Linked DNA regions of Homo sapiens: region 1 is linked to region 2. The links are chromatin contacts, found by Hi-C or POLR2A ChIA-PET in ENCODE. All regions are on one chromosome and are shown on one strand. The core of a region is the stretch at or near the end of the contact, and the rest is flanking DNA. Distances in the headings are between cores, read along the strand shown. Region 1 has its middle 82 kb from the start of LDLRAD4. Region 2 overlaps LDLRAD4 (low density lipoprotein receptor class A domain containing 4).

Region 1 (6,675 bases), core at 1,675-4,174, 240 kb after region 2:
ATACACGGAAATGGACTTCAGCTGAGCTGTAACAAAGCAGCTTTCACCGTGAGCCTGGACCCAGGGCCCCTGGAGCAGTTCCCCACCCCATGAAGCCACAGCTGAGGCAGCCGGGCCTGCCCACCACCTTTGAGAGAGGTGTGGTGACCCTGCTGTCCGACAATGAGGTGTGCAAGGAGGGCCACCTGCTGGCCCCGGAGCAGGCTGGTGTTCTGATGCTTTCTGGGTATGAGATGGCTGAATTTAAGGTGACCATCAAATACATGTGGGATGTACAGTCAGGAAGGGTCCAGCAGATGGGAGACGACCTGCCAGAGAGCTCATCCAACTCAGCAGAAGAATCAAGACTCAGACGATGATGACTGAAAGGGACTCAGGACTGAAGGTCTCCTGGAACCTTCTGGATCTCACTGGACCACACAGGACTACTGCCACTCCTCTAGAGAGAGCAGCTTATTTGGCTTTTGACAGGGAGTGATGGGCACTGACTGTTCCTGTAAAGAATAAAGCTTTGCAGGATGTCAAATAAAATTTTTTTAAAAAATTACCAGCGTTGTTCAGTTTTGCTTCATGTATTGTTCCCCTCCCAGCTTTTGTCTATTGCTTTGCTAGAGTATTTAAAGGAAATCCCAGAAGACAACACATCATTTTATCCGTATTTGATTCTTTGTATTCCACCAACATAAGGACATTTTATTTATTCATTCATTTATTTATTTATTTTGTTGAGACGGGGTCTCACTGTGACCCAGGCTGGAGTGCAATGGCCATCATGGCTCACTGCAGCCTCCTGAGTAGCTGGGACTACGGGCAGCACCACCATGCCTGGCTAGGTTTTAAAATTTTCTGTAGAGCTGAGGTCATGCTATGTTGCCCAGGCTGGTCTCAAACGCCCGGGCTCACATGATTCTCCCGCCTCAGCCTCCCAAAGTGCTGGGATTACAGGCATGAGCCACCACACTCAGCCAATAAATTTTTAAAAAATTATCATTATCACGCCCAACAAAATTAACAGTACTCCCTTAATAACTAACCCCTTGTCAGTTTTTCAATTTCTCTTGTCTCAAAATGTCTTTTGCCAGGTGGCTTGTTCGAGTCAGGATTCAGACTTTGCGGTTGCTTCTGCTGTGTCTCCAAGTCCCTTTTGACCTGGACTCCCTCTTTGGTGACTTCCTGTCTGGTGCTGCAGTTCCTGCGTGCTGAGCACCTCTCCTTGCCCACTCAATCAGCGCCTGAGACAACACTCTGAAAACTGCATACACATACAGAGTCTAGGGGTTGGGGGGTGACCACGTCTTCTTTCTGCCTTGAAGATTAGACACCTGTGTGCTGGAGCAACCAGGATGACCACAAAGCAAGACACACAGGCACCCACACCAGGGCAGGTGACGGCGGCTCAATGCATGGATTCACAGCCGGGCTGCACCCCAGTGCTTGGGCCCGCGGCTCTCCAGGGGCGCCACTTTCTGCCCCTGCCCCGCCAACTCCCACCAAACAACCAAAGGAGCACAACCAAAACAGAACACGGCACTTCCAAACAGCAGATCCTAATCCAGGGCAGCCTAGCCTTGCCTCCCGAGGTACAAGAGCAGGGATTCATGAGACCCCGATGATGTGGCGGCCAGCGATGGCCATCCTTTCTAGGACTCACGGGTCTGAGGCAGGAGAATAGGGTATGGAGGCAGATCACCTAAGGCCGTTTCACGCGGACTTCCTAGAACTATATTGAAAGGAAAACTCTTAACTTTCCACGCCTAAGTAACAAAAGGACCAGAGGTTACTCTTTGCAAACCCCCCACCTTTTCTGTGGGGCCGAAGGGAAACTGGCTGTCCACAACCAATCAGACTGATTGCCACCAGTCTTCCTTTGCATAGAAGTCCAACTTTGTAACTTTCACTTTAGCCTCTTAACGTTAGCTTTTTGCAACCAATCAGATGTTTGCGCAGGAGTGTGACCTTTGTAACTTCACTTCAGCCTCTGGTTGGCTGCTTTCCGCAACCAATCAGACCGATTATGGGCCACCACTTTATTTACATGAAGGGAGCACATGAGTGGCCAATGGGAAACCTCTAGCGGGTATTTGGACCGAGAAGATTGTATAACGCAGCCCTTGAGCCTGCTCAGGCCGCTCCCACACTGTGGAGACTACTTTCGTTTTCAATAAATCCCTGCTTTAGTTGCTTCCTTTTTTCCTTGCTTTGCAGCACGTTTTGTCCAATTCTTTGTTCAAAACGCCAACCTGGACAACTTGCAGTTAGGACCCTCTACCGGTAACACGACCCCTTCCCTTGTATGAGTTCATTTGATGTTCACCACCTACAAGGCCCCAGGGCTAATATGAGCTCTACTTTTCAGATGAGGAAACTGAGGCACAGAGCGGTAAAGTACCATGAGTCTGGTGGACAGACCCTTAAACTCAGGCCGCCCTGCGGCGGTGCCCTTTCTTTACGCCAGAGCGGGGGTGCCGGGACATATATGAGCACCCTGGGGAAGCCCCCAGGAGAAACAGGAAGGACTGGCTTTAGGAGGAGAGGGACGGCAGAGGGTAGGGGGTAGAGGCAAAAAGCCAGGGGCGCAGCGGCGGAGCTCTGGCGCTGGAGCCAAGGTATAGGGGCAGCGGGGCTGCGGCGGGGACCAGCCTCCCCAGCCGGGCCTCCTCCCCACCTGCGCTTCTGTGCATCGGAAGTGGGCTCGCTCCGTTGCCCCCTTCCGCCTCCAACCCCTGAAAAGCAAGACGAGGCTGAGCTCGGAGCACCGAACTGCCCCCAGAGCGCCCGGCCGCCCCCACAGCTCGCGCCGAGCGCGGACTCCCCAAGCCAGACGTTTCCTCCTGAGGTCCCCCCGCAGAGGGGTCGCCATTCCTGCTTTTGCCTGCGCCGCGAAAGCGGGCTGTTTTCGCCTCCGTCCGCCCCGCGTGGACTCGCCAGCAGCGCCGCCTCCCACCGCGACCGCAGCCTCGGCCCAGCCGCCACAGCAGTTGTCTCGATCCGGATTTCTCCTAGGCCGGCGCCTCTTGGTGCTGCCTGGGAACCCCGCAGACGCGCGCCTCAGGACCCCTGAAACACGCGCCGGCGGGGACCCCCAGTTCTGCACCCGCAGTCACGAGGCCCCGCCAGGGTGGCGACGGTTCGCTTCTGCCCGGGCCTCCCCTGTGGCTCCGAGCGCGGAGGGGAAGGTGCGGGCACCCCACTCCCTGGGGGGACTGGACTCCGTACACACGCGCCGGGCCTCGCGCCCCGAAAGGAGGCTCTGGGGCCGCCCCGCTCCTCTGGGCATTTTCTGGCACCGAAAGTGCGGAGCGAGCCCCCCAGCCGAGCACGGCTGACTAGGTTTCCCTGGCACAGGCTGCAGGCTGCTTGCCCGGCGCTGACTCCTTTCCCAGCGACTCCCGAGGGGCGGCTGTCCTCTTGCTCGGAGCCGGCGTCCCCAGCAGCGCGCCCAGGCCCTCCGTGTGGCCCGCTCATTCCCGCGGCCCGCCGGGCCGACTCCGCCGACGGCCCATGCAGACGGCCTCAGGCCCGGCGATCTGGTATTCACAGCGCAAAATGGCATTTGAATATTCATTGTGCGCATGCAGCATTTTCCAGAGAACACACAAAGATCTCTCACCACAATTATCTTGCTCCAGCTTTAAAATATTAGCTGTCACTTCTTTCACGAATCTTGTGAGAAAGTAAAGTCTTTTTTTCTTAAATTCTTTTTCCCTTGAACGCAATTACCACCTCATTCATGGCTCTTTGTGGCCACCTAATCTTGGGATTATGCCAGTGACATGACCACAAAGCAGCATGACTGACGTACCTGACAGCTCTGGCTGGTGACACGGCGGCCACAGTGAGAGGCAGCCTTTGTGGAATGAGTTCCACTGCCGCCCGCCTCGCAGGGAAGCCGGGCAGGAAGGTGTAGCCGAGAGCCGCCAGGGGACCATCCCCACCCGCGGGGACGCTTGCTTTTAACTCGAGGGCCCTGCGCACTGAGGAGCAAGGATGCCGGGGCACACCCACCTGATTCCCCCATTGTTGCCCAACATAAAACGTCTGCACCCCCATTTGGTTTGTGACTATACAGTAAAGCAACCAGGTCTGGGGACTTGGGTCCCACGGTGGAGGCCCTAGTCAGCCTTCCCCAGGCCCTCCCCACGACCGCCCTAGCCCGGTACCAATGCAAGCCCTGTGCAGCCACGCCAAGTGCAGGCACAACACAACACGTGCTGGCAGCAGATCCACTCAATTGTGCATGCACCCGGCCCCATGAAGACCCCACACTTTTGATTCCAGCTTAGCACATGGGAACTTACCTGGGATCAGCCATTCACAGGGCTTCACTAGCTTCTGGTGTGTTGGGTTGGTTATATTCTCTGACTTTCGTTCTCTCCTCCACCTTCTCTTTTCAGACCACAGAAATAATACATATTATTCAAAAATCAAACGTGATAGACATAACGTGAACAATAAACATCCTGCCATCCGCCTTCCCAAAGGCACCCTGCTTTCTCTGCCTGCAGATGTTCCCTGAAGTGTTCTTGGTGCACCTGCATCCAACATGAGTAATTTTCCTTACAGAAAAGGATCACACTATACATACTGTTTACACCTTTTTAATTTTATTCTCTTGGTCATCTTTGCATGATTAACATATTTTAGTAACTGATCTTTAATCAGTTTTAGGGGTAGCCTCAGGCTTAGGCTCTGGAAGGGAACTGGCACATCACCCTCCTTAGCACCCAAGAAAACAATGGCCTTCTTCATGGTCTAAATAACTGGAAACATTTAAAACCAATTAGGTGGCTTAAGATTGCTATTAAACTAACAGAAAGAGGGAAAAACATTTGTCGTGCAATACAGTAACCAGCAGCCACACCACCGAAAGTATCCAAGCAAGAGCGGGTGCTGGACAGCAGCCCTGAGCTAAAACCTGAGAGATGACAGGGTGCTGGCAGCCCTCGCTCACTCTTGGCGCCTCCTCGGCCTCAGCGTCCACTCTGGCTGCGCTTGAGGAGCCCTTCAGCCCGCCGCTGCACTGTTGGAGCCCCTCTCTGGGCTGGCCGAGGCCGGAGCCGGCTCCCTGTGCTTGTGTGGAGGTGTGGAGGGAGACGCGTGGGCGATACTGGGGCTGTGCGCTGCGCTCGTGGGCCAGCACGCGTTCCGGGTGGGCGTGGGCTTGGCGGCCCTGCACTCGGAGCGGCCGGCCTCGGGCAGTGAGGGGCTTAGCACCCAGGCCAGCAGCTGCAGAGGGTGCACCGGGTCCCCCAGCAGTGCTGGCCCGCCGGTGCTGCACTCGAATTCTCACGGGGCCTTAGCTGCCTCCTCGCAGGGCAGGACTCGGGACCTGCAGCCCCCCATGCTCGAGCCTCCCCCCTGCCGTGGGCTCCTGCGCAGCCGAGCCTCCCGGACGAGCGCCGCTCCCTGCTCCGTGGCGCCCTATCCCATCAACCGCCCAAGGGCTGAGGAGTGCGGGGCGCAGGGCGCGGGACTGGCGGGCAGTTCCACCTGCGCCCCACTGTGGGATCCACTAGGTGAAGCCAGCTGGGCTCCTGAGTCTAGTGGGGACTTGGAGAACCTTTATGTCTAGCTAAGGGATTGTAAATACACCAGTCAGCACTCTGTGTCTAGCTTAAAGTTTGTAAACACACCAATCAGCACCCTGTGTCTAGCTCAAGGTTTGTAAATGCACCAATCAGTGCTCTGTGGGGACTTGGAGAACTTTTGTGTCTAGCTCAGGGATTGTAAACACACCAATCAGCACCCTGTCAAAACGGACCAATCAGCTTTCTGTAAAACAGACCAATCAGCTCTCTGTAAAATGGACCAATCAGCAGGATGTGGGTGGGGCCAGATAAGGGAATAAAAGCAGGCTGCCCGAGTCAGTAGTGGCAGCCCACTGAGGTCCCCTTCCAGGGTGTGGAAGCTTTGTTCTTTTGCTGTTTGTAATAAATCTTGGCTGCTGCTCACTGTTTGGGTCTGCACTGCTTTTATGAGCTGTAACACTCACCGTGAAGGTCTGCAGCTTCACTCCTGAGCCAGCGAGACCACAAACCCACCAGAAGAAAAAAACTCCGAACACATCCGAACAAACCCCGGACACACTGCCTTTAAGAACTGTAACACTCACCACGGGAGTCCACGGCTTCATTCTTGAAGTCAGTGAGACCAAGAGCCCACCAATTCCGGACACAAAACGACCACAGAAATCTGTCCAGGTCTTTTTCTCACAGAGGACCTCCAAGGTGACCAGCCCAGAAGATAACTACATTGTTTTGCTTGCTCAGCTTCCGTTTTCTCACGGTGTACACCAAATTAGAACACACTTCGTGTGCAAAGCTGACATTCCTGTGTGAAGCTACCTGGCTATTCTGACAACTCATATGCTGTGCTGGTGAGAGAAAATTTCAGTTTTGTTTCTAATTGGAAATGAGTAACTGAAATTGTTCTCCCATATTTTTTTCTGGGACTCTGTTTTATTTCTACATGTGATTCACCTGGAAGATATTTTGGGCTAACCCATCTCTTTCTCACTGAAGTGTTGCCACTTACCATCTAAATTTCTGTGTGTATTTGGGTCTTTCTGGATTCCATTCTGTTTCACTGATCTTTTCATAAGCCAGTCTCACCCAGGCTGCTTTAATTACTGTTAGGACTGCATGTGGCTCCACGAGTTTCCACTGAGAGAAGACC
Region 2 (6,331 bases), core at 3,101-5,600:
ACCCTGTCTCTTCAAAAAAAAAAAAAAAACTAAAGAGAAACAAAAGAAAGGGACACAGTGCAGAAGCACAGAAAATCCACATGGAAATGCAAATCTGAGAGCAAGTCAGAGAAACAGGCTGCCTATAGCCAGGGAAGACTGAGTTGGAGTGTGATGAATTTTTCATGCTACTTTTCATCTCTGTGATGTGGGGGGGCAAAATAACATGTAGCTTTTGTAACACAACCTCCAAGCCATCCTCACCCTGGGTAGCTCAGTGGGATCTGGTTACTTGTTCAGCATAATGTAGTTCAGGGTAGCGTAGTGCCTTGCTGTAGGTCACCAATTCAGGAAGCAAGTACAAAACCCAAAACATCGATTCAAAGACACACACAGGCTGCAAACAGGAAAAGCAATAATTATATTAGAACATTCTTTAAAATGTCACCTTGACAAATCCAACACTTGATAAATCCTGAGGCTATATTCAAACCAAGTTGGAGAGAGTTCCCCCTAAAATAAACAGGATAACTGTCCTTAATGCATTAGTAAGTCTATAATTATCGACTCATATGATCTAGCAGCAGAGGAAGCCGCAAGGAGTCATATATCCGACCCCTGTGCTTTGTGGAGGAGGCGATCCAGAGGCTCAGGGAGAGGGGACAGGTTGAAGATGAGTGTGGGAGGAATGCAAGCCAGGGCTGGAACCAGGTGTCTGGATCCTGGCCCAAGCTTCCAGTTCCACTGTCTACACACAGCGGCCACAGGAGACACTGGCTCAGGAGGGAGAGCCTGCAATGCTAGGAAGACAGCCGTGCACACCTGCACCAGCCGCTCGCTGGGAATCAGGGAATACTGGGAAGATCTCTGCTTTCCAGGGCCCGAACCAGGCCATTCCCACAGCACCCACATGCACAAGGGAATGGGAAAGGGTCAGGGCTTGGCCCAGGGGCAGATGATCCCTGAGCAGACGTGCATTCTGGTCTGAGCCCGGTCTGAGCACATCACAGACACCTCCACTGTGGCCACCAGCCAAGCAGCGGCAATGCCCCTCCCAACCCAGCCCCACCCCCGTAGAGGTTCTGCTCCCACTGTGGCCTGGCGTGAGGGCTCGGGCTGACGGGCAGGGGGCTGGCGGGCAGGGGGCTGGCGGGCAGGGGCAGGCCTCTGCAATCCTCCACACCCAGGGATCTCCCCCACTCCAGCTTTCTTCAGATAAAATCAGCTTAAAATGGGCATGACAGGCAAACAAGAAGGGGGTCAGACCATAGGCTAACAAGTGTGGGCAGGAAGGGAGGGGGAGCTGTCTCATTCTTTGGTGGGAATAGAAAAGAATATGAACCGACAAGCTGTTTGTACGAAACAATTTTCATCTCCCTTGCCAAGCCACTCCTTGCTGTCAGCTCACAGCAGGCTTCCCTGGGACACCTGTGCCGGCCCACAGTCTTCCCTGCTCTCTGGCCTGCAGGACGCCACCAAAGCTGCATCTCTTCATTCAGTATTTCAACAGCTATTTGTGGGGTCATTACTCTGGCAGGCACTATTTTAGGAGCTGGGGAGACAGCAGTGAGCAAAACAAACCAAGCTCCTGTCACCATGGGGCCCAGATCCTTGTGTCTCGTCTGCCTCTGCAGGTGTTTCTGGACAACGCTTCCTGATTATCCTTGGCATTGACCATGGGGACTAGAATACAGCAGGTACCCAATAAATGCTGACTGTACTGCACAGAATTCTAGCTGAGCCTCAGCTAGGTCACCTCCTTTTCAATCTATGGCCTCTGTCCTGCATCTGGGCACCACACACAAGTGGCTGCTGGCCTGGGGGTGCCCCATGGGGGACATCGTGGCTGGGAGTTTACTGCACAGGCAGTGCCCAGCCCCACACTGTTTCAAACATGCTCAAACAAGAGCCTTATACAAAGGGGCCAGAGGACAAAAGTCTGGGCTCTGGCCACATTGGGTTCACCTCATTCTAGGCTGTGTGTGACTTAGGCAGTTACTTAAAGCCCCTGAGCCTCAGTTTCCTTGGCTGTAAAATGGAAGCAATGATGGCACTGGCCTGATGGAGCCATTGTGTATCTAATGAGAAAACACAAACAAAACCCTAGATCTAATGAGGGCTGGAGAAGTTACCACCCCTCCCAAATTACTACAACCTGCCTCAGCAGATGGCCGATGAAATCGCGTCTCTAACACGGCTCAGCCCACCCTCTTCCAGTTCTGATCTGACCCAACTGATACAACGTCAGATTCATCTCCTAGTTCCTCTGCTAATTTGTCTTGATTTTTTTAAAAAGTTCCCAATAGATAAAAATCAAAGCTCAAATCATTCCATGCCAGCTAAAATTAACAACAGAGAGAAACAGGAGAAAGGATACAAAATTAGAGAAAGTGTGTGGGTGAGGTTTTTGGTATGAAATGTGGTAGAATAGTAGAAGAGGAAAAAAATGTCAAGAAAGAAACTTGCCTTTAAAAGGAAAAAGATAGAGGCTCTTGATATTTGATTGGCTTTTTTTCATGTTTTCATACTGAAATATAACATTTAAAAAGCAGCAATAGAAAGAAAAATAATAAATTTGACCAAGTTTTTACATCTCCTTCTCGGAAAATCATCACGCAGGGTCCTGTCTGCTGTTCTTCCGTCTCTTTTCTTGTGTGGTTTGTTCCCTTGGTAAAGTGCTGACCTTTTAAGTTCTTCACATGCACCTCTCAAGCTTCCACACAGCCCTGAGAACGAAAGATGGCACAGAGAGGGCAACAAACCACCCTTCTGACAAGTAGGGTGCTCCCATGCCCCTCTGCCGGGCGAGGCAGCCTGTGAACCTGCAACTGTCCCCAGGAGCAGCTGTCACAGAGTGCAGGGAACTCAGGGGAAGGCTGCCTGGTCCCTAACTAACGGGGCCACACCAGGACACGCAGCAAAACACCCTACACCTTAAGGCTCAGACAAACTGATCAGCGATATAACAGCCAATGTTCCCTACAGAAATGAACGATCAGAGTCATTTCAGTCGCCTGCGTTCACAAAGCCTCCTAAGCATTCCTTGTTCACCAAGCTCCAAACCAGCTCCACAAGTGCCTCTTAAATCAAACACACAGGGAACAGCTGAGCTTTCATGAAGCACTTCTGTCTCATTTGCTCACATTCATTATCTGAGGAATATATATTCCTTTAGGACAAAGAAAAACTGTCCACTTTATATAATTTTTCACAACTCGGTATCCAATTCAAGGTGAGTGGGGGTGGACAGAAATGCTCCAGTAAGACTTTTCTTAGATATTTCCAGGGGAGACTCTGTGTTGTCTGGGATGGGCCTGCGAGGCTCTGCCTATTGCTCCATGCAACTTAATGTAGGCTCAATGGCGGGTCACGCTCGCGAAGCTCTTGGGACTGGCCAGCAGTTTGTGCTCTGGCGGAATGATGACTCCTCACTGCCTGAGTATGTCCATTATGACAAAAGGTAGGGGAAGTCCCACTTTCCTCTGGAGAGAGGAAGCGGTTTCTATTGCCTGAAGAGGAGAAACAGATACAGGCCCATCTGATATCCTCTTAGAACTTAAACTTCGGTTCAACCACTCTGCTATTTCTCCCACTTAAGGGAACCAGAAGAAGAAATTATTTGCAGTTAATCGCGTGCCACCCTAGGAAAGTCATGGGTTGTACAACCACCTGGGAGAAGGCACGGGCACTCATCTAAGAGCTAAAAAAAGATAACCTCTAGACCAGCCTTTCCAAGAATGACTTGCAATTCAAGCAGCAAAACCATCATTGAGGCAGACCAAGTTATGGAAACAGACGTGACGCAGCCTAGTCAGTTCATGTTGGTGAAATAACTTAATCTGGCCACAGAAATCCAAGGAGATGCATATTTCAGCCGATGTCTGAAGGACAGAATGCAAAACAGTGCTGTCAGAGGATGGCTCTGGCGTTGATGTTACCGGCAGTGAGCAGACCCAAGAGTGTGACAGAGGAGCTCTTGGGTGTGACACACATCAAATGCCACCTGCGGGGCCCGGCACACTAAGCCTTCTGACGGGTAGTCCCGACTCGATGCACCTTCAGGGAGCACTGAGAGAGCTTCCTGACTTCCTGCAAGGCCAGGCGAGGCAGGATGTGAAAGTGCATCTGTCCCCAGGAGCAGCTGTCACAGAGGGCAGAGAACCCAGGGGAAGGCTGCCTGGTCTCTAACTAATGGGGCCACAAACCCCACCGCTGTGTTCTGGAGGCCTCCGGCCAGGCAGAAAGAGTTCATTAGACCAATTTCCACTGCCTTGGTAACGAAGGCCCGTGCGTGTGCTCTCACACAGGAAAAGCAAGTGAGGGTTATTCATGGGGAAAGCACCACAGACAGGTACCATGTATCCCGCCAGGCAGCCCAGGCAGCGGTAAAGATACGTGCCCTCCTGGAAGACAGAACTGGCCCCTCTGGAACCGCGTGTGATAGAGCAGTCTTCCACAGCACCGGACGCCGAGGGTGTGCTGAGTTTGCTGGGCTTCAGAGGCACTGATCGGCAACTGCAGGAGCCGTCTCATCCTGAGCTGTGCCCTCACCCGCAGAAGAAGCCCCTGTGTATACCTGATGCTGAAAGGATCTGTCTGTCTTATATGTCCACCGTCAGATCCAGGCAGGAGAATTCCTGGGATCCACCAGAGAAAACCACAGGATGCCGCTGGCAAGAGGGAATATAACTGCCATGCTTGGCAGCTGACGCCGCTGTTCATGGGGATGCACAGGCTCTGAGAGGCCTTTCATGATCTAAGCGACCGTGGGCCGCGCCAGCCTGACCGCCAACTTCCTCTGCACGGAAAGTCATGTCTTCTTTAGATTTTTCTTTTTCCCTCTCAGAATCTGGCCCTTATTTATTCCCTTCCCCACTGGAGTTGACAAGTAGGAATCGATTTATTCCAACCCCTACTCTGCATGGAGACCTAAGCACATTTCTTCAGACAGAGGCCAGTGCCCGCACAGCCTGGGAGGACAGGCAGGGAGGGGCAGCTTTCCCGCAACAGACAGCAACCTCGTGCCTACCCTCCCTCCCAGAGTCTGATGAAGTGAACACAGTTCCCTCAAACGGCAAGAACGAGGACTTGATTTCACTCCTCCAAGGAAAGTAAGCTGCTGCCACTTTCACCAAGATAATCTGGGCCACTGCTCCCCAAATATCCCCAATACCCCAGGCAATCACCAAAACTACCCTCTATTTTTACTTAAAAACTAGATAATTAACAAATACACTTGAAATCGGGAAACACACATACGCCGGTGGACAAGACCAGTGTTGAAGAGCAAGGCGCTGGCGGGCGGGAGGAAACGAGGAGGAGAAGGCCTCCCACCAGGTGCAGGCTCCCTGGCAGGGAGGAAGAGGGTGCTGTTCCCTGACTGTACAGAGGGAAGGGAGGGAAAAGCAGAGCACCATGATTGCCCCAGTAAACTCCACTCCATAACTGAACACTCAGAGCATTCACTCAGGCCAGGGCCTGCTTAGATTAGAATTTAGCTTTTCATCTTCAAATACTTAAATAGGTCAGCATCACTTTACTTTGTCCTTACCACCAACCCAAGCCTCCCCATCTCACTCAGCTTCGGCCCTGCCCTGACCCAGCAGGCCCTCATTTCCAGCCCAACACACAGAGCCAGCTGTGACTCACTCGCACTGCCGAGCCACAGGGATTCCCCACGTCGGAGACATCACTCCTATCGAAATGACTCATCTCCTCACTTCCTTTGAATAAAAACATGTTATTATGTTCAATAAAACCATACAAGAAATAATAACTAAAGATGGCATTTAAATAACTTATACCAACACCTAAAAATGGCTTCCTGGAGGAAAAGGGAATGACTGGCATTTTCAAGGATATTTTCAGACCTCCTCCTTTTCTCCTCCTTTTCCACCGGCCTCTCCTCCAGATGAGTCCTGGCTGCATTCAGAGCTGCACGGACCCCTGGCCTAGAGGTAAACTTGGGCAAAGCAGGTTTTACAGTGAGCACAGAGGCTGCCATCAAAATCTAAAAGCAGTCTAGCTGCTCCACTACCGTCCCCTTCCCTTCTAGTTCCCATGGAAACAGACCTCAGATCGCCAAAAACCGGGTAAAGATAGCACCATGCCCAGTGTTCCCGCAATCTGTTTCCATGGGAACAGGAAGGGAAGGGAGTGGAGGCTGGGTGGCTAGACGCCTGCAAATCTCCATCCCCGTCATGGGGCTGCAGACGGCACCTACACACAGGTCCAGGGCCTGGGGTGCTCTTTAGGAATAAGATGTCCACTTGGGGATAGAGTCCTAAAGATGAGGCTCCCAGCAGCTGGGCTGTGTAATTGAAGCTGCTGCAGACTTCCAGACACACACCTA

The links. Hi-C counts contacts between places; a loop is a spot of excess contacts on that map. ChIA-PET counts read pairs that join two places held with the same protein, here RNA polymerase II (POLR2A). Pooled maps may share reads with other maps.
Region 1: a loop to region 2 is called in a map of CD8-positive, alpha-beta T cell, with 3 times the contacts of the local background. The contact joins two enhancer-like sites. A Hi-C loop is called at or near these places in 3 of 168 maps with a recorded cell type or tissue (CD4-positive, alpha-beta memory T cell, CD8-positive, alpha-beta T cell and naive thymus-derived CD4-positive, alpha-beta T cell) and 11 of 50 pooled maps. POLR2A ChIA-PET finds 5 or more read pairs at or near these places in 1 of 52 experiments (CD8-positive, alpha-beta memory T cell).

Annotation. Positions count from the first base shown.
Region 1 is chr18:13,133,465-13,140,139 of GRCh38, reverse strand. It overlaps the pseudogene LOC646203. Among named protein-coding and RNA genes, the nearest start is that of LDLRAD4, 82 kb to the left of the region's middle. RefSeq lists enhancers at 1,836-2,130, 2,139-2,188, 3,303-3,881, 3,882-4,461 and silencers at 3,219-3,338, 3,409-3,458. Within about 2 kb of position 2,924, at least 27 of the 41 ENCODE cell types and tissues checked have a DNase peak (open chromatin) inside an H3K27ac peak, as active enhancers do; they include CD8-positive, alpha-beta T cell, where a contact is called at or near this core.
Region 2 is chr18:13,374,775-13,381,105 of GRCh38, reverse strand. The region is part of intron 2 of LDLRAD4 (low density lipoprotein receptor class A domain containing 4); the gene reads right to left. Among named protein-coding and RNA genes, the nearest start is that of LDLRAD4-AS1, 50 kb to the left of the region's middle. RefSeq lists enhancers at 289-788, 789-1,290, 5,659-5,788, 4,789-5,988 and a silencer at 3,262-3,556. Within about 2 kb of position 4,350, at least 18 of the 41 ENCODE cell types and tissues checked have a DNase peak (open chromatin) inside an H3K27ac peak, as active enhancers do; they include CD8-positive, alpha-beta T cell, where a contact is called at or near this core.